Linked DNA regions of Homo sapiens: region 2 is linked to region 1. A link is a loop called in an ENCODE intact Hi-C map of the cell type or tissue named here. Cell type or tissue: Caco-2. All regions are shown on one strand. Each heading gives the region's core, and the rest is flanking DNA. Links, peaks and the distances in the headings are about the cores only.

Region 1 (10,841 bases), core at 3,683-8,682:
CATTTGTCAATTTTTGCTTTTGTTGCAATCAATTTTGGCTTTTTTTGTCATGAAATCTTTGCCTGTGCCTATGTCCTGAATGGTATTGCCTAGATTTTCTTATGGGGATTTTGTAGTTTGGGGTTTTACATTTAAATATTTACTTCATCTTGAGTTCATTTTTGTATAAGGTGTAAAGAATGGGTACAGTTTTAATTTTCTACATATGGGTAACCAGTTCTCTCAGCACCATTTATTATACAGGATATCCTTTCCCCATTGCTTGTTTTTGTCAGGTTTTTGGAAGATCAGATGATTGTGGAAGTGCAGTGTTATTTCTGCATTTCTTATTCAATTCCATTGGCCTACATGTTTGTTCTTGTACCAGTACCATGCTGTTTTGGTTACTGTAGCCTTGTAGTATAGTTTGGAGTTGGATAACATGATGCCTTCAGCTCCGGCTTTGTTCTTTTTGTTTAGGACTCTCTTGGATATTCAAGCTCCTTTTTGGTTCCATGTAAATTTTAAAATAGTTTTTTTTTTATAATTCTGTGAAGATTGTCAATGGTAGTTTAATGAGAATAGCATTGAATTATAAATTACTTTAGGCAGTACGACATTTTAACAATACTGATTCTTCCTATTTTTGAGCGTGGGCTTTTTAAAAATTTGTTTGTGTCTTCTCTGATTTTCTTGAGCAGTGATTTGTAATTTCCTTGAAAAAGTACTTCACTTCCCTTGTTAGCTGTATTCCTAGGAATCTTACTCTTTTTGTAACAATTGTGAATGAGAGTTCATTCATGATTTGGCTCTCTGCTTGCCTGTTGTTAGTGTATAGGAATGCTAGTTATTTCTGCACATACATTTTTATATCTTGAGACTTTGCTGAAGTTGCTTATGAGCTTTAGAAGCTTTGGGGCTGAAATGATGGAATTTTCTAGACATAGAATCGTGACATATTTAAATAAAGTTAACTTGACTTCCTCTCTATTTGAATACATTTTTTTCTCTTGCCTAATTCCCTCACTAGAAATTCCAATATTATGTTGAATAAGAGTAGTGAGAGAGATCATCCTTGTTTGTGCTGGTTTTCAAGGGGGAATGCTTCCAGCTTTTGCCCATTCAGTATGTTATTGGTTTTGGGTTTGTCATATACAGCTCTTATTATTCGGAGTTATATTCCTTCAATAACTAGTTTATTGAGAGTTTTTAACATGAAGAGTTGTTTAATTTTATCAAAGGCCTTTTCTACATCTCTTGAAATAATCATGTGGTTTTCATCTTTATTTGTGTTTATGTGATGAATCACATTTATTGATTTGTGTATGTTAAACCAATCTTGCATCCCAGGGATGAAGCCAACTTGATCATGGCGTATAAGCTTTTTGGTGTGCTTTTGGACTTAGATCTCCAATATTTTATTGAGAATTTTTGCATTTATGTTCATCACGCATATTGCCCTGAAGTTTTCTTCTTTTGTTTTATATCTGCCAGGTTTTTATAGCAGAATGATGCTGGATTCATAAAGGAATTAAGGAAAAAATTTCAATTTTTTGGAATAATTTTTGTAAAAATTGTATCAGCTCTTCTTTGTACCTCTGGTATAATTCATTTGTAAACCTGTCTGGTCCTGGGCTATTTTTGCTTGGTAGACTATTTGTTACTGCCTTGATTTTAGAAAATTTTATTAGTCTATTCAGTGATACAATTCCTTCCTGTTTCAGTCTTGGGAGGGTGTATGTGTCCAGGACTTTATTCATTTATTCTAGATTTTCTAGTTTATGTGCATATGGATATTTATAGTATTCTCTGATGGTTGTTTGTATTTCTGTGAGGTCAGTGGTGAAATTCCCTTTATCATTTCTGAGCATGTTTGATTCTTCTCTCCTTTCTTCTTTGTTAGTCTAGCTAGTGGTGTAACTATTTTATTAATTTTTTTTTTCAAAAATATAAAACAGCTCCTGGATTTTTTAAGTTTTGAAGAGTTTTTGTGTGTCTCTATCTTCTTCAGTTCCACTCTGATTTTGGTTATTTCTGGTCTTCTGGTAGCTTTAGGGTTTGTTTGCTCTTGGTTTTCTAGTTCTTTTAGTTGTGACGTTAGGCTGTTAATTTGAGATCATCTTAGCTTTTTGATGTGGACATTTAGGGCTATACATTTTCCTCTTAATACTGCTGAGCTGCACCCCAGAGATTCTGTTATGTTATCTCTTTGTTCTCATTGGTTTCAAGGAATTTCTTGATTTCTGCCTTAATTTCAGTATTAACCAAGGAGTCATTCAGGAGCAGTTTGTTCAATTTCCATGTAGTTGTGTAGTTTTGAGTGAATTTTTAAGATCTTGAGTTCTAATTTGATTGTGCTGTGGTCTTAGAGATTGTTTGCTATCATTTCAGTTCTTTTGCATTTGCTGAAGAGTGTTTTACTTCTGATTGTGTGACCAATTTCTGAGTGTCATGTGGTGATTAGAAGAATGTATATTCTGTTGTTTGTGGGGTGGAGAGTTTTGTGGATATCTATCAGGTCCACTTGATTCAGAGCTGAGTTCAGGTCCTAAATATCCTTGTTAGTCTTCTGTTTTGATGATCTGTGTAATTTAAATATTTAGCTTGGCTATGAATCTAAAATAAGATATATAAATGTATCAGCAACTTTTTTTAGGATGTCAAATAAAAGATTATTTCTATAAACATCTTCGGCGTTCATCTCTTTTGTTTTATTGTCTCTTTATTGAGATCACTCTCTCTCTCACTCTGATTTTTAGATTTTTTTCACTTAAATTTTGTAATCAATATCATAAATTTCTTTAAATTCTATCTTGTTTGCAGATGACTTTTCTGATAAAGATAATTGATTTTCTCACATTTTCATTTCCTTTAAATAGATTTGGAAGCTTCTATCACACTGGGATAGGCTATTCTGCATCCTTTATTTTAAGAAGTTTTAGGCAAATATATGTCAAGCCAGAAAATATTCAAATGGGACTTTATTACCTGTACCATATCTGCCCTAATTCAATTAATTTTTCTTCTCTTTCTACATGTGCCATCTCTGGTCCTTACAATCTTTTCTATTGGCCAAATTGCGATGAAACAATTATTATTTTTCACCTACTATCTGCATCATCTATTTGCTGATGTTTTGGGAAGTTGCTGCAGCTCTTAATGCCATTTAATTTTTGGAATTCATATCTATATCTATAAATACATTTTCACAGCAGAACATTTTTTCCTCAATGTGTCATATTATCAACTGTAGGCTAATCCTCTGTATTATTCTAATCATTCATTCAACAAATATTTATGGAATACATAGTATGTGCAAGCATAGACCAGTGTTGGTGACAGTACCATAAACTGAACCCATATTTCTGTCCTCATTAAGTTATGATCTAGTAAAGCTGGTGGTAGGGGCAAGAGGTAATGCAGAATAAATAAATAAAATGTACAGTCTATTAGAAGGTGGTAAGTTATAAAAAAATTAAAAATAAATTTAAAATAATAAAAAATAAAAACATAATTGACCAGAAACTACATATTGAGAGTGAGTGAGATAGAATGTGAGTAGACTTTGAATTTTAAATAAAATGTTAATGAAAAAATAAAAACGTAAGTAAAGCTCCGAAGGAGGTGATAAATCAAACCCTGGATCTAGCTAAGGGTAAACTACCCAGGCAGAAGTAGCATAAGCAAAAGCCCTACAACAGGAATGTACTCAAAATGTTTAAGGTACAGCAAAAAGCCAGTGGATAAGGAGCAGAGTGAGTGAAGGAAAGAAAGGTAGTAGATGATGTCAGAGAGGTAACTGGGAGCCTCATCATGTGGAGCCTGTGTGGCCATTGTACATACTCTGGATTGTATTTTAGTTAAGTTAGAAGCCACCAGAGCATATTAAGCAGAAGAATAATCTTTAGTGTCTTCTGTTGGAATAATCTCAAACTCCAAATTTCTCTCTACTTTCATATTAATAAACTATTATTTTTCCTTCAACGCTTTGCACTAGATTTTTAAAAACTCATCCCAAATCAAACTTTTCTAACAAAATACAACAACAACAAAAATGCATGGTACTACCGGATCCTTTCTCACTTTTGAATGTGCAGCCAACACCACTAATCAAGTACAGTACAATAGCATGTCTTGTTGAGCCTGATAAAGCTTTTGAATCTTTTCCATATCAATTCTTCAAGTAACCACTAACAATCAGTTGAAGTTAGAACCCAAAATGAAGCCTGTTAGCCCACGTTACAAAAGCTGTTTTGCCATCGCATGCCACCATTCCACTCTGGATTATGGAACTTGTCACTCTATCTATACTAGAAATTTCGGGATTTTTTGCTTCCTATTGAGAGGTGACAGCGTGCTGGCAGTCCTCACAGCCCTTGCTCACTCTCGGCACCTCCTTTGCCTGGGCTCCCACTTTGGTGGCACTTGAGGAGCCCTTCAGCCTGCTGCTGCACTGTGGGAGCCCCTTTCTGGGCTGGCCAAGGCGGGAGCCGGCTCTCTCAGCTTGCAGCGGGGTGTGGAGGGAGAGGCGCCAGCGGGAACCGGGGCTGCGCGGTGCTTGCGGACCAGCGTGAGTTCTGGGTGGGCATGGGCTCAGCAGACCCCGCGCTCAGAGCGGCTGGGCGGGCCCCACCGGCCCCAGGCAGTGAGGGGCTTTGCACCTGGGCCAGCAGCTGCTGTGCTCAATTTCTCGCCAGGCCTTAGCTGCCTTCCCCCAGGGCAGGGCTGGAGGCCTGCAGCCCACCATGCCTGAGCCTCCCACCCCCTCCATGGCCTCCTGTGCGGCTGGAGCCTCCCCAATGAGCACTGCCCCCTGCTGCACGGTGCCCAGTCCCATCGACCACCCAAGGGCCGAGGAGTGTGGGCACAGGGCATGGGACTGGCAGGCAGCTCCACCTGCAGCCTGGTGCGGGATCCACTGGGTGAAGCCAGCTGGGCTCCTGAGTCTGGTGGGGACTTGGAGAACCTTTGTGTCCACACGCTGTATCTAGCTAATCTAGTGGGGACGTGGAGAACCTTTGTGTCTAGCTCAGGGATTGTAAACGCACCAATCAGCGCCCTGTCAAAACAGACCACTCGGCTCTACCAATCAGCAGGACGTGGGTGGGGCCAGATAAGAATAAAAGCAGGCTGCCGGAGCCAGCAGTGGCAACCGGCTCGGGTCCCCTTCCACACTGTGGAAGCTTTGTTCTTTTGCTCCTTGCAATAAATCTTGCTACTGCTCACTCTTTGGGTCCACACTGCTTTTATGAGCTGTAACACTCACCGCGAAGGTCTGCAGCTTCACTCCTGAAGCCAGCAAGATCGCGAACCCACCAGAAGGAAGAAACTCTGAACACATCCAAACATCAGAAGGAACAAACTCCAGACGTGCCACCTTAAGAGCTGTAACACTCACCACGAGGGTCCACGGCTTCATTCTTGAAGTCAGTGAGACCAAGAACCCACCAATTCTGGACACACTATCAGCCTTAATTTTTCAAGAGTTGATTCAAACACAGTGTTGAGAAATCTTTTCTTTTATCTTCAATTTGGTAGATGTTTATGGAAACAGTCAGAAAACATGTTGATTAATTTCATTTTAAAATCTTTAACAAAAACTTTTAAAAAATCAAGCTCTATTTTCTCATTGATTTAAACTTAATTGCTTATCTAAATATTTTATCAATTTACTTATATTAAATTGTGTATTTTTTTTCAATTTTTCTGCCCTGAATGTTTTTAAAAAAGCAAACAAACAGGAAAATCTTGGTTTCTCAACTGATCTTATCACTTACTGCTCTAATGACAAAACCAAGATTTTCTGATATGAGTTCTCTAAACATTCTACAGCTTTACCTTTATTGTACTCTGCTCTCCTTCACATCTGAGTTGCTCTTTCTGAACACTTCTGTCTTATGCCTTAAAGAGTCTTATCACTGGTCATTTCCCTGCAATGTGGTTCATTTTTATTTTACATCTTTAAACATTTAAAATGTAAAAAAAAAAATTGTATGTTTTTCCTGTGTTAAAAGCAACTTTAGAGAGATGGTGGCGCAAGATAGCCAAATAGAAGCATCCACTGATATCATCCTCCCTTCAGGAACACCAAATTGAACAACTATCCACACAAATAAAAGCACCTTCATAAGAATCAAATATCAGGTGAATGGTGACAGTATCTGGTTTTAACTTCAAATCACTTAAAGAGGCACTGAGGGTTAGGAAAGAAAGTCTTGAATTGCTGATGCCACCCCCGCCTCCCATTCCCTGGCAGCAGCCACATGGCATGGAAAGAGAATCTATGCACTTGGGGGAAGGAGAGCACAGTGACAGTGGGACATTATTTGGGAATGCAGTGCTTCCCTGTTATCTCAGAAAACAACACCAGGGATAACTCAGCCAGCACCCACAGAATGAACATTTGAACTAGCCCTAAACAGAGGTGAATTACGTATGCCAGGGGCCAAATCCTAAGTACCAGGAAGCCTTGACACCAAGGGATAAAGTATTCTAGGTTCTAAATAAATTAGGCAGACATTCAAGGCACAAGGACTCCAATTTCTGGGCAAGTCCTGGTGTTGTGCTGGGCTTAGAGTTGGTGAAGTTGAAGCACATGTGACATAATGAGACCCAAGCCTGTATGACCAAAGGAGCGCTTGTGCCACCCCTCAGGCAACTGAAGGCAGTGCAGTTTGCAGCTCTGGGAAAGAGTTCTTCCTTCCATTTGAGGAGAGGAGAGGAAAGAGAAAAAATGACTTTTTCTTGCAACTTGGAAACCAGCTCAGCCACAGTAGGACAGGGCAGCAGACAGAGTCCTGAGGCCCCCATTCCATGTTCTACCTCCTGGATGACATTTCTAGACACATGCCGGGCCAAAAGGGAGCCTGCTGCAAAAAGATTCAGTCCTTGTAGGATTCATATCTTCTGACTAAAGAGCCCGTAGGCCCATAACAGTCAGTAGTAGTCAAGCAATACTCACCATGAGCCTTAGGTGAGACTCAGAGATGTGCTGGCTTCACCTCTCCCACAGCTCCAGGAATTTCAGCACAAAGAGAGAGACTCAATTTCCATTTGTTTGGAAGAAAGTAAGGGAATGGAACAAGAGCCTATGTCTGTTAACCTCGAGAATTCTTACAGATCTTATCCAAGACCACTAATGTGGTACCTCTATGAGTTTGCAATAGCCACAATATTATAACATGCCCTCTAATGCAGATGCAACTGCAGTGACTAAAAATTTGTGTCACAACACAGGTCAAATACCCAAAAAAGCCTTTTCAAGAAAGACAGGTAGAAACATGCCCAGACTGCAAAGAAGATTACAACAAATAACTAACTCTTCAATGCCAGACACCAGTGAACATCCATCAAGCATCAGAACCATCCAGAAAAACATGACATTATCAAACAAACTAAATAAGGCACCCAGGACCAATTGTGGAGAGACAGAGTTACAGCAACATTCAGACAAGGAATTCAAAACAGCTGTTTTGAGGCAATGCAAAGAAATTCAAGATAACACAGAGAAGAAATTCAGAATCCTATCAGATAAATTCAACAAAGATATTGAAATAATTAAAAAGAATCAAACACAAAATCTAGAACTTAAAAATTCAATTGACAGACTGAAAAATGCATCCGTCTCTTAATAGCAGAACTGATCAAACAGAAGAAAGTGTCAATGAGCATGAAGACTGTCTATTTGAAAATGCGCAAAGGAGACAAAAGAGAAAAAGAATAAAACATGCCTTCAAGATCTAGAAAATTGGCTCAAAAGGGCAAATCTAAGAATTGTTGGGCTTAAAGTGGAGGTAAAGAGATAGGGGTACAAAGCTGATTCAAATGGATAATAACAGAGAACTTCTCAAACCTACAGAAAGGTATCAATGCTCATGTACAAAAAGTTTATAGAATACTCAGCAGATTAACCTAATAAATAAGACTAAATAAGACTACCTAAACACATTTAATAAGGAAACTCCCAAAAGTAAAATATTAAGAAAGGATCCTAAAGCAGACAGAAAAAAGAAATGAATAACATAAAATGGAGCCCCATTACACCTGGCAGCAGAATTCTAAGAAGAAACCTTACAGGCCAGGAGAAAGAGGCATGACATGTTTAAAGCACTGAAGAAAGAAAGAAATGTGTATTCTAGAATAGTATGTCCAGCAAAAATATACTTCAAATATGAAAGCGAAATAAAGACTTACCAAGAGAAGCAAAAGCTGAGGAATTTCAACACAAAACCTGTCCTACAAGGAATACTAAAGAGAGTTCTTCAGTCTGAAAGAAAAAGATGTCAATGAACAATAAGAAATCAACAGGGCCGGGCACAGTGGCTTCTACCTGTTATCCCAGCACTTTGAGAGGCCAAGGTGGGCAGACTGCTTGAGTTCAGGAGTTCGAAGCCAGTCTGGACAACATGGCAAAACCCCACCTCTACCAAAAATACAAACAATAGCTGGATATGGTGCCACATGTCTATAGCTCCATTTAGTCAAGAGGTTGAGGCAGGAGAATCACTTGAACACAAAACGTGGAGGTTGCAGTCAGCAGAGATCACACTACTGCACTCCAGCCTGGGTTATAGGAGTTAAAGCCTATTGAAAATAGAGAAAGAGAGAGAAAGAAAGAAAAAGAAAGAAAGAAAGAAAGAAAAGAGGAGAGGAGAGGAGAGAGAGAGAGGGAAAGAAAGAGAGAAAGAAAGAAAGAAAGAAAGAAAGAAAGAAAGAAAGAAAGAAAGAAAGAAAGAAAGAAAGAAAAGAAAGAAAGAAAGAAAGAAAGAAAAGAAAGAGAAAGAAAGAGAAAAACTGAAAATCTAATACTGGTTATAGTAAGTGCACAGAAAAACACAGAATATTATAACAAAGAAATTTTAATGTGTATATTACACATGTCTTGAGTGGAAAGATTAAAATGTGAACAAATCAAACGTAAGAGCTACAATTTATCAAGACATAGACAGTACAATAAGATATAAATAGAAAAAAATGTTAACAAATAGAAAAGTGAAAATTTGGTCTCTGTCGGTTTTCTCTTTGCTTGTTACTCTTTTGTTTATACAATCAGAGTTAAGTTACTATTACTGTAAAATAATTGGTTATAAGGTATTATTTGCAAGCATTATGGTAATCTCAAATCAAAAAACATACTAGAGAAGCACACACACATAACACACACACACACAAACCAAGAAATTAAAACAGACCACTAGAGAAAATCACCTTCACTTAAAGAAAGACAGGAAAAAGTGAAGAAGAAAGAGAAGACTACAAAACACCAAGGAAACAAATAACAAAATGCAGGAGTAAATCCTCATTTGCCAATCATATCAATGAATACAAACGGGCTAAACTCTCCATTCAGAAGATATTGAATGGCTGAATGTATAAAAAAGAAAAACCCAATAGTCTGTTGACTACAAGAAATACACTTCACCTGTAAACAAACACATAGACTGAAAATAAATAGAAAAATATATTCTGTAAAAATAGAAACCAAAAAAGAGCAAGAATAGATATACAGAGAAAATATATTTCAAGGCAAAAATTATAAAAAGGGACAAAGAATGCCGCTATGTAACGATACAGTTTCAATTCAGCAAGACAATGTAACAATTTTAAATATATAAGCACCCAACATTACAGCACCCAGATATAGGAAACAAATATAATTAGAAATAAAGAGAGAGATACAGCCAAATGCAATAACAGCTGGAGACTTCAACATCTCACTATCAGCAGTGGAGAGATAATCCAGACAAAAAATCAACAAAGAAATATTGGACTTCATCTGCACTATAGACTAAATAGATCTAATCGCTATTATGAGACCATTTTATCTAACAGATGCAGAATACATATTCTTCTCTACAGCATATAAATCACTCTCAAAAAAAGACCATACACCACAAAACTAATCTTAAAATTGTTCTAAAAACTAAATCATATCAAGTATATTTTTTGACCAAAATGGTATAAAGCCAGAAGTCAATAACCATAGGTATTTTGGAAAGTATACACACACATAGAAATTAAACAATGTGCTCCTGCATGACAACTGGGTCAATGAAGAAATAAAGAAGGAAATTTAAAACTTCATTGAAACCAATATTAATGGATACACAACCTACCAAAACACACAAGATACAGTGAAAACAGGCGTAAAAGAAAAGTTTATAGCTATAAGCACCCACCTCAAAAAAATAGAAAACTTCAAATAAACAACCAAACAATGAATTTAAAAAAAACTAGAAAAGTAAGACCAAACCAAGCCCAGAAATTAGTAGAAGAAAATTAATAATAAAGACAGGAGCAGAAATAAGTGAAACAGAAATTTAAAAATATATAAAAGATCCATGGGACAAAAAATTTTTTTTTTTTGAAAAGACATATACAATTGACAAACCTTTAGTCAAACTAAGAAAAAAGATAGAAGACTCAAATAAATAAAATCACAAGTGAAAAAAAGACATTACAACTGATACTACAGAAATTCAGAGATTATTAGAAGCTACTATGAACAATTATATGCCAATAGATTGGAAAACTGAGAGGAAATAAGTAAATTCCTAGACATATACAATTGACCAAGATTGAATCATGAGGAAATCCAAAACCTGCACAGATAAATAACAAATAATGAGTGTGAAGCTATAATAAAAATTATCTTAGCAAGGAAAACCCCAGGACCTAATGGCTTCAATGCTGAATTGTAAGAAACATTTAAAGAAGAACTAATACCAGTCATACTCAAGCTTTTTTGAAAAATAGAGGAGGAGAGAATAGTTTTAAGTTCATTCTGTGAGGCCAGTTTTACCATGATACCCACATTGGACAAAGATAAATAAATAAATAAATAAAACTATAGTTTAATATCC
Region 2 (10,841 bases), core at 3,902-8,901, 410 kb before region 1:
TGGGTCAAGTGGTATTTCTAGTTCTAGATCCCTGAGTAATCACCACAGTCTCTTCCACAATGGTTAAACTAGTTTACAGTCCCACCAACAGTGTATAAGTGTTCCTGTTTCTCCACATCCTCTCCAGCACCTGTTGTTTCCTGACTTTTTAATGATCGCCATTCTAACTGGTGTGAGATGGTATCTCATTGTGGTTTTGATTTGCATTTCTCTGATGGCCAGTGATGATGAGCATTTTTTTCATGTGTCTGTTGGCTGCATAAATGTCTTCTTTTGAGAAGTGTCTGTTCATATCCTTTGCCCACTTGTTGATGGAGTTGTTTGTTTTTTTCCTGTAAATTTGTTTGAGTTCTTTGTAGATTCTGGATATTCGCCCCTTGTCAGATGAGTAGATTGCAAAATTTTTCTCCCATTCTGTAGGCTGCCTGTTCACTCTGATGGTAGTTTCTTTTGCTGTGCAGAAGCTCCTTAGTTTAATTAGATCCCATTTGTCAATTTTGGCTTTTGTTGCCATTGCTTTTGGTGTTTTAGACATGAAGTCCTTGCCCATGCCTATGTCCTGAATGGTATTGAAAACCTGAATAGGTTTATCTTCTAGGGTTTTTATGGTTTTAGGTCTAACATTTAAGTCTTTAATCCATCTTGAATTAATTTTTGTATAAGGTGTAAGGTAGGGATCCAGTTTCAGCTTTCTACATATGGGTGGCCAGTTTTCCCAGCACCATTTGTTAAATAGGGAATCCTTTCCCCATTTCTTGTTTTTGTCAGGATTGTCAAAGATCAGATAGTTGTAGATGTGTGGTAGTATTTCTGAGGGCTCTGTTCTCTTCCATTGGTCTGTATCTCTGTTTTGGTACCAGTACCATGCTGTTTTGGTTACTGCAGCCTCGTCGTATAGTTTGAAGTCAGGTAGTGTGATGCCTCCAGCTTTTTTCTTTTGGCTTAGGATTGACTTGGCAATGTGGGCTCTTTTTTGATTCCATATGAACTTTAAAGTAGTTTTTTCCAATTCTGTGAAGAAAGTCATTGGTAGCTTGATGGGGAAGGCATTGAATCTATAATTACCTTGGGCAGTATGGACATTATCATGATATTGATTCTTCCTACCCATGAGCATGGAATGTTCTTCCATTTGTTTGTGTCCTCTTTTATTTCGTTGAGCAGTGGTTTGTAGTTCTCCTTGAAGAGATCCTTTACATCCCTTGTAAGTTGGATTCCTAGGTATTTTATTATCTTCGAAACAATTGTGAATGGGAATTCCCTCATGATTTGGCTTTCTATTTGTCTGTTATTGGTGTATAAGAATGCTTGTGATTTTTGCACATTGATTTTGTATCCTGAGACTTTGCTGAAGTTGCTTATCAGCTTAAGGAGATTTTGGGCTGAGAAGATTGGGTTTTCTAGATATACATTCATGTCATCTGCAAACAGGGACAATTTGACTTCCTCTTTTCCTAATCGAATACCCTTTATTTCTTTCTCTTGCCTGATTGCCCTGGCGAGAACTTCCAACACTATGTTGAATAGGAGTGGTGAGAGAGGGCATCCTTGTCTTGTGCCAGTTTTGAAAGGGAATGCTTCCAGTTTTTGCCCATTCCGTATGATATTGCCTGTGGGTTTGTCATAAATAGCTCTTACTATTTTGAGAGACGTCCCATCAATACCTCATTTATTGAGAGTTTTTAGCATGAAGGGCTGCTGAATTTTGTCAAAGGCCTTTTCTGCATCTATTGAGATAATCATGTGGTTTTTGTCTTTGGTTTTGTTTATATGCTGGATTACGTTTATTGATTTGCGTTTGTTGATCCAGCCTTGCATCCCAGGGATGAAGCCCACTTGATCATGGTGGACAAGCTTTTTGATGTGCTACTGGATTCAGTTTGCCAGTATTTTACTGAGGAGTTTTGCATCGATGTTTATCAGGGATATTTGTCTAAAATTCTCTATTTTTATTGTGTCTCTGCCCGGCTTTGGTATCAGGATGATGCTGGCCTCATAAAATGTGTTAGGGAGGATTCCTTCTTTTTCTGTCAATTGGAATAGTTTCAGAAGGAATGGTACCAGCTCCTCCTTGTACCTCTGGTAGAATTTGGCTGTGAATCTGTCTGATCCTGGAATTTTTTTTGGTTGGTAAGCTATTAATTATTGTCTCAATTTCAGAGCCTGTTATTGGTCTATTCAGAGATTCAACTTCTTCCTGGTTTAGTCTTGGAGGGTTTATGTGTCCAGAAATTTATCCATTTCTTCTGGATTTTCTAATTTATTTGCGTAGAGGTGTTTACAGTATTCTGTGATGGTAGTTTGTATTTCTCTGGGATCAGTGAATCGAAAATATAAGGATACTGCCCAGCTTTTCATCCAGGGGCAGGAGAAAAACAACTAGTGCTACATCACAGATCCCAAAAGACAGTAGGAGAAAATGATTTACCATTAAAATCAATTAATTATGTTTTTACAATTAACCAGATACACACACACACACACACACACACACACACACACACACACACACACATCCTTGCAAGCAGACACACACCTGAAACTTTATTTTTATTGGCAATGTAAACAATAAAAGAGTAGCCCATCTGTAAAAGATGGATATTTAAATTCTAAACACTTTCCTCATATACTCCATTCAATTTGTTTATTAAATCAGAGATATTTTGGTGCAGATAAATATTCATGTTAATTTTATATTATGTATTTCTTTTGAGATTATTCTAATTGATTATTTTTTATTTGTAGAATAATTATGTGGACTTGACTCATATTTAGCTAATTTAATTGACAACAGTAAACTTTTTGTACAGTCTTATATTCTTCAGCTTGTGTTTTACTTCATCTTTTGTTCAAACAATTATATCTGTGTAATTTATTTAAGAAGTTACATAAGTGATATAATTACTGAACGCTTGTTTTAATGACTTAATCAGGGAATAATTTGTAAGCATCTACTGAGTCAGGAATATCTATTTTCTTTATGCATAAAAAGTATTTTGGCTGATTGGAGAATTCTTGAATTTTAAGTCTTTGTCTACTTCTTACCTTCTCCCTCCCCATAAAAGATCTTTCCTTGCAGCTTTGTTATCAATATCCTTTGTTGTTTCCAGGCTGTGTTCTTTTCCTTTGTTTTCCCTCATCTCTATCCTGTGTTATTTGTGTGCTTATATTGTTTTTGAATATTAAAACTCAAATATTTCAATGAAATGACACTTGATATTAGAATACTTAGATTTTGTTTATACATTCATGTTAAGCTTCAGTTTAAGATTATTATTATTATTATTATTTTTTTTTGAGATGAAGTCTTGTTCTAGTCACCCAAGCTGGAGTGAGCAATGGCAAGACCTTGGCTCACTGCAATCTACAACTCCTAGGTTCAAGTGATTCTCCTGTCTCTGCCTCCCGAGTAGCTGGGATTACAGGCGTGCACCATCACACCTGGCTAGTTTTTTGTATTTTTAGTAGAGATGGGGTTTCACCATGTTGGCCAGGCTGGGCTCGAACTCCTGTCCTCAGGTGATCTGTCTGCCTCAGCCTCCCAAAGTGTTGGGATTACAGGCGTAAACCACAGTGCCCGTCCAAAATAGTTGTGATTATTGTTATTATTATGTTTTTTAGAGACAGGGTCTCACTCTGTCCCCCAGGCTGCAATGACACAAACTTGGCTCAATGCAGCCTTACCCTCCTGGGCTCAAGCAATCTTAATACCTCAGCCTCCCAAGTAGCTGGGCCTAAAGGCACATGCCACTATGCCCCCCTAATTTTTTGTAATTTTGTAGAGATGGTAGTCACTCTATGTTTCCCAAGCAGGTCTCAAACTCCTGGGTGCAAGCCATCCTCCCATCTTAGACTCCCAAAGTATTTGGATTACAGGTGTGAACCACCATGTTCAGCCTATCACTTATTTGAGTAATACATAATTTGTATTTTTTCTGCTTTTTTTTTTCTGAAACAGGGTCTCACTCTGTCACCCAGACTGTAGTTCAGTGGCGTCATCAAAGCTCACTGCAGCCTCTAGCTCCTGAGCTCAAGCAATTCTGCCACTTCAGCATCCTGATTAGCTAGGTCTACAGGCACATGCTACCATGCCCACTATCTCATTCTTTTTTAGCTTGTTTTTCCTAGACTGAATTTTCCGTATCTTTCACATTTTCTTATAATTACCTTCTTTTATATTATTTTGTCAATTGTCATGAATTTAGTTTGTTGGTTGGCTTTTGAAGACTCGGTCATATATTCTTTGCCTAGGCCAATATCCAGAAGAGTTTTTCCCAGGTTTTCTTTTAGGATTTTTATAGTTTTCAGGTATTATATTTAAGTCTTTAATCCATCTCAAATTAATTTTTGTAGATGATAAGAGGAATGGGCCCAGTTTCATTCTTCCTGTGGCTATCCAATTTTCCCAGCACCATTTATTGAACAGGATGTCATTTCCCCAGTGCAAATGTTTTTGATAACTTTGTTGAAGATCGGTTGGTGGTAGGTCTATGGCTTTATTTTTGTGGTCTGTCTTCCATTCCATTGATCTATGTGTTTATTTTTATATCAGTACTACACTCTTTTGCTTACTACAGCTTCAATTTAGTTTTCTGTAATTTCCAATAGGTTGTTTTAAGCATTCTTAACAAAATAATGTTTATCAAATCAAAACAATGTATTTTCATCTTTTTAGACAGTTTGTTCTTTATTACTACTTGCTCTAGCTTTATAGCTGAGATATGTTCTTTTGTATCTAGAGAACGAAATTAAAACTAAAGTTCTGCTTTGTTTATAGCAACAAAAGTGTTTTGTGACAGCAACTCTTTGATTAGCAATAAAAGTCCCTGGCTTTTGACCTCTTGTGTTTTTACATGGTTTTGACACTTTTCATTTTTGTACTCAGTTAAAGGAAAACCTTAAAAATAGTTCTCTGCTTACAGTAACTACTCACTCTGAAAAAGAAGCCTTTCTAATGTTGTTCTTTATATATGTGACAGCCACACATCAAAAGAGCTTCCAATACACTGTGGCTACTCATTCTAAAAAAGATTTCTACTGCCCAAATATTATTCTTCTTAGGGTTGCTTTTCAATCAATAACAGTTAGTCATGCCCAATATCATTTAATGAATATAGCTATACAATAGGAAATAATGTTCAGAAGGAGATGTTCTCTGCCCTCACGGAGCTAAGAACATGCCAATCACTGCCTTCATCTTTGGGGTTTATCAGGATTCCTCCATTGAGTACCTAGCTGTCTTTTTAACCATAGAACATTCTATTTTTGAAGCCAGAAAAATCATATGTCTTCCTTCTAGGTCAAGTGTTTGTTTCACTTTTAATTGCATTTAGCCAAATCTCTAGTGACAAGTCTGGTAAGAGAGTCAAGTTTTAAGCAGCAATGTGGCTTTACTCAATTTATTTATTTATTTATTTATTTATTTATTTATTTATTTATTTTTATGTTGGTCATAAATTTGGTGTCTAGTGGGATAAGAAAAAATTGAACACCATATTTATGTTGCTTGTGAGTCAAATTGTCACTATTGTCTTAGGGTTTCTAAAACTATTTAGACTTTCTTCTTTGGCAAAAGACCTCTCCGTTGCAGAATCTCTTTGTCTCATAAAAATTAATGTACCTATGTCAATTAGTTCAACCATTTTGGAAGACAGTGTGGCTATTCCTCAAAGACCTAGAGGCAGAGATACCATTGGACTCAAGAATCTCATTACTGGATACATACCCAAAGGAATATAAATCATTCTATTATAAAGGTACATGCATGCATATGTTTATTGCAGTACTATTTACAATAGCAAAGACATGGAATCAACCTACATGCCCATCAATGATAGACTGGATAAAGAAAATGTGGTACATATACACCATGGAATATTATGCAGCCATAAAAAAGAACAAGATCATGTCCTTTGCAGGGGCATAGATGGAGTTGGAAGCCATTCTCCAGCAACCTAATGCAGGAACAGAAAACCAAACACTACATGTTCTCACTTATGAGTGGGAGCTGAATGATGAGAATACATGGACACATGGTGGGGAAAAACAACACACACAGGACCTGTTGGGGTGGGGTTGGGGGAATAGCATCAGGAAAAATCGCTAATTGATGCTGGGCTTATTACCTAGTAGGTGGGGTGATCTGTGCCACAAATCATCAAAGCACACATTAACTTATGTAACAAAACTGCACATCCTGACCATTTATCCCTGAACTTAAAATAAAGGTTGAAGGGAAAGTTAAAGAAAGTACGAGATGTGTTTGAGCTAAAAAGCAAGGCTTTGTGTCAATGGAAATGCCATACATGTCATATCTCAACATGTAACACTATCAAAAATTAGGCAAAATGTTTCATTTTCCCGGTGTCAAACACCAAAAATTATTTTTGGCATTTTAATTACTGTTTTTATTCCATTAGGCCTTCTGTGAGTAGGGATATTTTGTGTAAAATTCTAATAATCCCTTATACTTTTTATGAGCAGATATATTGCTTCATTAAATCTGATTGTTTATAGCTAATAATAAAAACTTTACCAAACCTAAAAAAAATTAATGTACCTAATTTTTATATGAATTCTTATTTTATTTATTGAGAGGAAACTGTAGATATGTGGATAGTCAATAAATGTAGATTCATGATTTCTTGCAATTTACAACTTTAAATAGCAGTAATGGTCATACTTATTACCAAGCATCAAAAATTTGATAAACCTATCCAGCAGATGGCGGTGTTACCATAATGTGGTGTGTGTTTAATAGATTATTTTAGTCTTAAAAGTTTTAGAAGACAGGTGCTATTTGCATTTAAATGGAACCATTGTTCAAGTATTTAAAAAAATGATACCATCCATGAGGCAATTTGGTAGTGTGTGTGCAATATATCAAGAAATTATGTGTAGAAGTTATCAATTAACATAAGAAAATCATTAGAAATATATAAATTATATATAATTCATTTATAGTTATAAACTTTATAAATTATAATTTTACCTTATATTTATGTGTAATTTATATATGATAAACATGATTATTCAAAAACAGTATGAGTGTATTTGAAAAATATTTTAGTAATATTCTATTTATTATCTGAATTTTATATACATATATGTATGAGTAATTTATTTTAAAATTTCATGGGTTTTTTTGAATAGAAGTAATTTATAAATCTATATATTTGATTTTTCTAAAATACTTTGTCCCAATTCTGTAGTAGCAAAATTAAATTGTAGTTATTTAACTTATTGAATTCATGTAAAAGATTTTAATTTAAACAGTTACTATGAGCAAAACAAACAAGTTAACAGTTCCTCTTACCTATTCAGAACTGAGAAACTATAAGATCTTGAACAGTGTCCAGAAAAATGATAAGATACTGAGAAAGAAAGGCAATGTCAGCATCACAGGATAAGAGTATTAGCTAAGAAAGTACACATCTCACTAGAATTTAGAAGGACCACAGGTACTTCCATGTACAAATATTTATTTTGTTTTTATACTATGATTTTCCTCTGTCATTGGCCATTATTTTTAATTTGTGGGAGAAAATGTACAAGACCTTACATGTACAAGGAATTACATTTGATATTAATGTTTTTCCTAGCATAACATTCAGTAGACTTTTAATAGCTACTTAGTAAGTTAATATGGTCAATCAATTTTTTATGTTCTAATCAAAATTTATTCTATTTACTTTGCCTCTAGGAGAGAGGAAGAAAGTGACATTCTTGGGCATGGATCAATGGCACCACAAATCCCATATTTTGAATTTCAATATTTATGCCAATAACTCAAGTATTTATTTTTGATAGTGAAAGCGTGATTGTAGTTACTTTGATGAAAGTTTTCAGTGGTAAATAATTAATATGCATCATGTTATATTGCATTTGGTTATATGCAATAATTAATACATATTTTGTATATTCTTACTTTAAAATAAATATGTATTTATTTTTAAAGAATAAAGCTTACAGAATGACAACTAAAAATACTCCTTTCAAAACTTTTGTTGTATCCAGCAGAGTAACCACTGTCATCAATGTTGTATATAATTGTCCATATATTTTACATATATTAGCCAATACAGATATATTTTTATCAACTTGTATCCCACTATAAATATTTATCTATAATAGTTTGCAGGACATTTAATACATATTTTTATTAATTTTTATCCTATAAATTTAATATGTTTTCTTGGTTCAGAGCTAAATAATACAGAAACATGATAAAAGCAAGTTTTCTTTCTTATAGCACACCTCCTAAACTCAATATCAATTTCATTCCTGTTAACAATTAGGTATAAACTCATCATGTATTTCTTTTCTATTAGTGTTTCACTAGATCTGAATATTTTTTCTACTTTTTGGAGTTCTTTCTATGGTAAGAAAATACATTCTTAGTCAACTATTAATAACATTTTTCAGTTTTATTTCTTCTTTAGACTTGATTTATTTTGTTTTACTTAGATTTTAGCAACAGTAGTCGAAAAGGTTAGGTAGTGAAATATATCAACTTTTAGCTTTGGAGAGTCTGAGTATTATTATTTCAAATTAAGGCATTCATTCCCTATGATTAGAATTGAAAAATATTCACTTATATATTTTGTTGTCACTTTTGTGACACTGTTAATTTTTTAACATACAAATATTTTATCCATCTAATTGTTTTGTTGTATGAAGGAGTTAGAGTTTTTTTGCTTTTCCTAAATGGTTAGTTTTAACATTAGAGGAATGGCTTTCTGGTGATCTTTTCCAGAGAGTACCTTTCAAATAAGAACATTTCAACAAGTCTGATTTCATATAAAAATATATGTCATGCCTTTACTTGAAAATTTGATCTAGTGATGAAACAGTAAGCAATATTTGTTTTAAAAATAATGCTTTAATTTGTGTTCTAAAATTGAGGTTATGTTGCCTGTGAGTCAGATGTCACTGTTATTTGGGGGCTTCTAAAACAGTTTAGGGTTTTTTCTTTGTCAGAAGACCTCTACATTGTAGAATCTCTGTCTCATGAACAAAATTTAGACTAGAGCTAGGAGTGATAGCACCTCTTAAAAGTTGTTTATTTCTGCCATCCATTTGCTAGAATGATCACTTTCATAAAAATCCTTGACTTGTGATTCTATTCCCTTTAATTTGTGACGATGGCAACCAATTCAGAGATTCATTAAAGATTCTATCTCAGTTTTAGAAAACACTATTAAGAAAACCAATATGTTGTATTACCTTCTTATAGCTTCTCATTTTGTTCCAAATCTATCTTATGTTAAAGGAGGAATAGTTAAATTGTTTAAAATAAAATATTGTCTAAATGATTAGAAAGATTCCTTATTCTGGTCACCTCTCCATCAGGGTTGTTTTTTTTTCTGTGGTGTATCTATGAGCCTCTTGAAATCTAGTACTCAGAAATAAATGCAATATATCAGATATAAGCTGAACAATAGAATTTACAGTTTTCATATCAATAGCACTACACTTCTAAACATGCAGGTCAACGAATAATCACTTAATAATTTGTAGCTGTTTTTTTCAAATGATTAAAATGTAAGGTAACTCTTCAAGCTTATGGTCAACTAAAATCTCATGAATAAAATGTTAATTTGGTTATCACCTTTAAACACACTTTAAGCTTAAATATAAGTTATTCCATTATTTTTATTAAATAGAAAATTGTGGAATCGAGACAAGAATTTTAGTTTATTTTATTAATTTATAAAAGTATTAATTTAGAGATTAAAATGTGCCAATTTCCTGATTATTACAACAAAGGAAGCTAGATCAAACAAGGTTTCTGCACTTCTCCAAACATAGAATCTGTGACACATATTTAGCTCAAATTAACTAAATAAATGAACCATTTGGAGAAAAAAGCTAAGGAAGCACTGACCAGAGAGAAAGAAGGAGGCTGCTTGTGCAATAATTACACTTAGCTACCTAGAGACTTGTTCAATGATATAGGGACCTGTACTTGTCAGGAGGTGGATAAGATTGCTGGGTAAAGATTCTATATTATAGAATTTGTCTCTAATACTACAGCAATACATTCAATACTTTCCAAATTTAAGTATTAGTACAATGTTGAAAGATAAGCAAGTAAAAAACAGGCATGAAGCTTAAATGAACTTGACTTATTCTTCATAAACATATACAGACTGAGCATTCTCCATATCCTTCTCAATTAAACTTGAAACAGCACTAGAATATTAAAATGTGTTGTCACAGTAACAATACATATACAACTCTAAAATGTGCCACTATAGAATATGATAGAACAAACACACAAAAATGTCACATGTAATTTAACTACCCAAATCATTTTAATTTTCTAAGAATATCTTGAATACAATGGTTTTCAACATCTGGTCTTTGGATTAGCTCCATTGGTGTCACCTGGGAACTTATTAGAAATATAAATTGTTTTTGCTTTTTTTTATTTCAATAGATTTTGGGGGAACAGATGATATTTGATTACATGAGTAAGTCACCTTATCCATGAAACATTTAGTGGTGATTTTTGAGATTTTGGTGCACCCATCACCCAAGCAGTGTACACTGTACCCAATGTGCAGTCTTCTATCCCTCAGCTCCCTCCAACCCTTCCCTCCAAGTCCTCAAAGTCCATTGTGTCATTTTTATGCCTTTGCATCTTCATAGCTTAGTTCCCACTTATAAGTGAGAACATATGATGTTTGGTTTTCCATTCCTGAGTTATTTCACTTAGAATAATGGTCTCCAATTCCATCCAGTTTGCTGCAAATGCCATTATTATGTTCCTTTTTATGGCTGAGTAGTATTCCATGGTTTGTGTGTGTGTGTGTGTGTGTGTGTGTGTGTATATACAT

What was found. Peaks named below come from ENCODE experiments on the same cell type or tissue, not always from the same donor. Only the 100,000 strongest peaks of a DNase experiment are listed, where the experiment ranks them.
Region 2: it touches region 1 in a loop (36-fold over the local background); 3 of 110 quality-filtered maps call a loop at or near these places.

The regions. Positions count from the first base shown.
Region 1 is chr3:166,419,476-166,430,316 of GRCh38, forward strand. No RefSeq gene overlaps it. Among named protein-coding and RNA genes, the nearest start is that of BCHE, 590 kb to the left of the region's middle. In Caco-2, for the core only: no CTCF peak of the experiment used is centred there; a DNase peak (open chromatin) is centred at 6,626.
Region 2 is chr3:166,006,551-166,017,391 of GRCh38, forward strand. No RefSeq gene overlaps it. Among named protein-coding and RNA genes, the nearest start is that of BCHE, 170 kb to the left of the region's middle. In Caco-2, for the core only: a CTCF peak has its summit at 6,733 (motif pointing right); no DNase peak of the experiment used is centred there.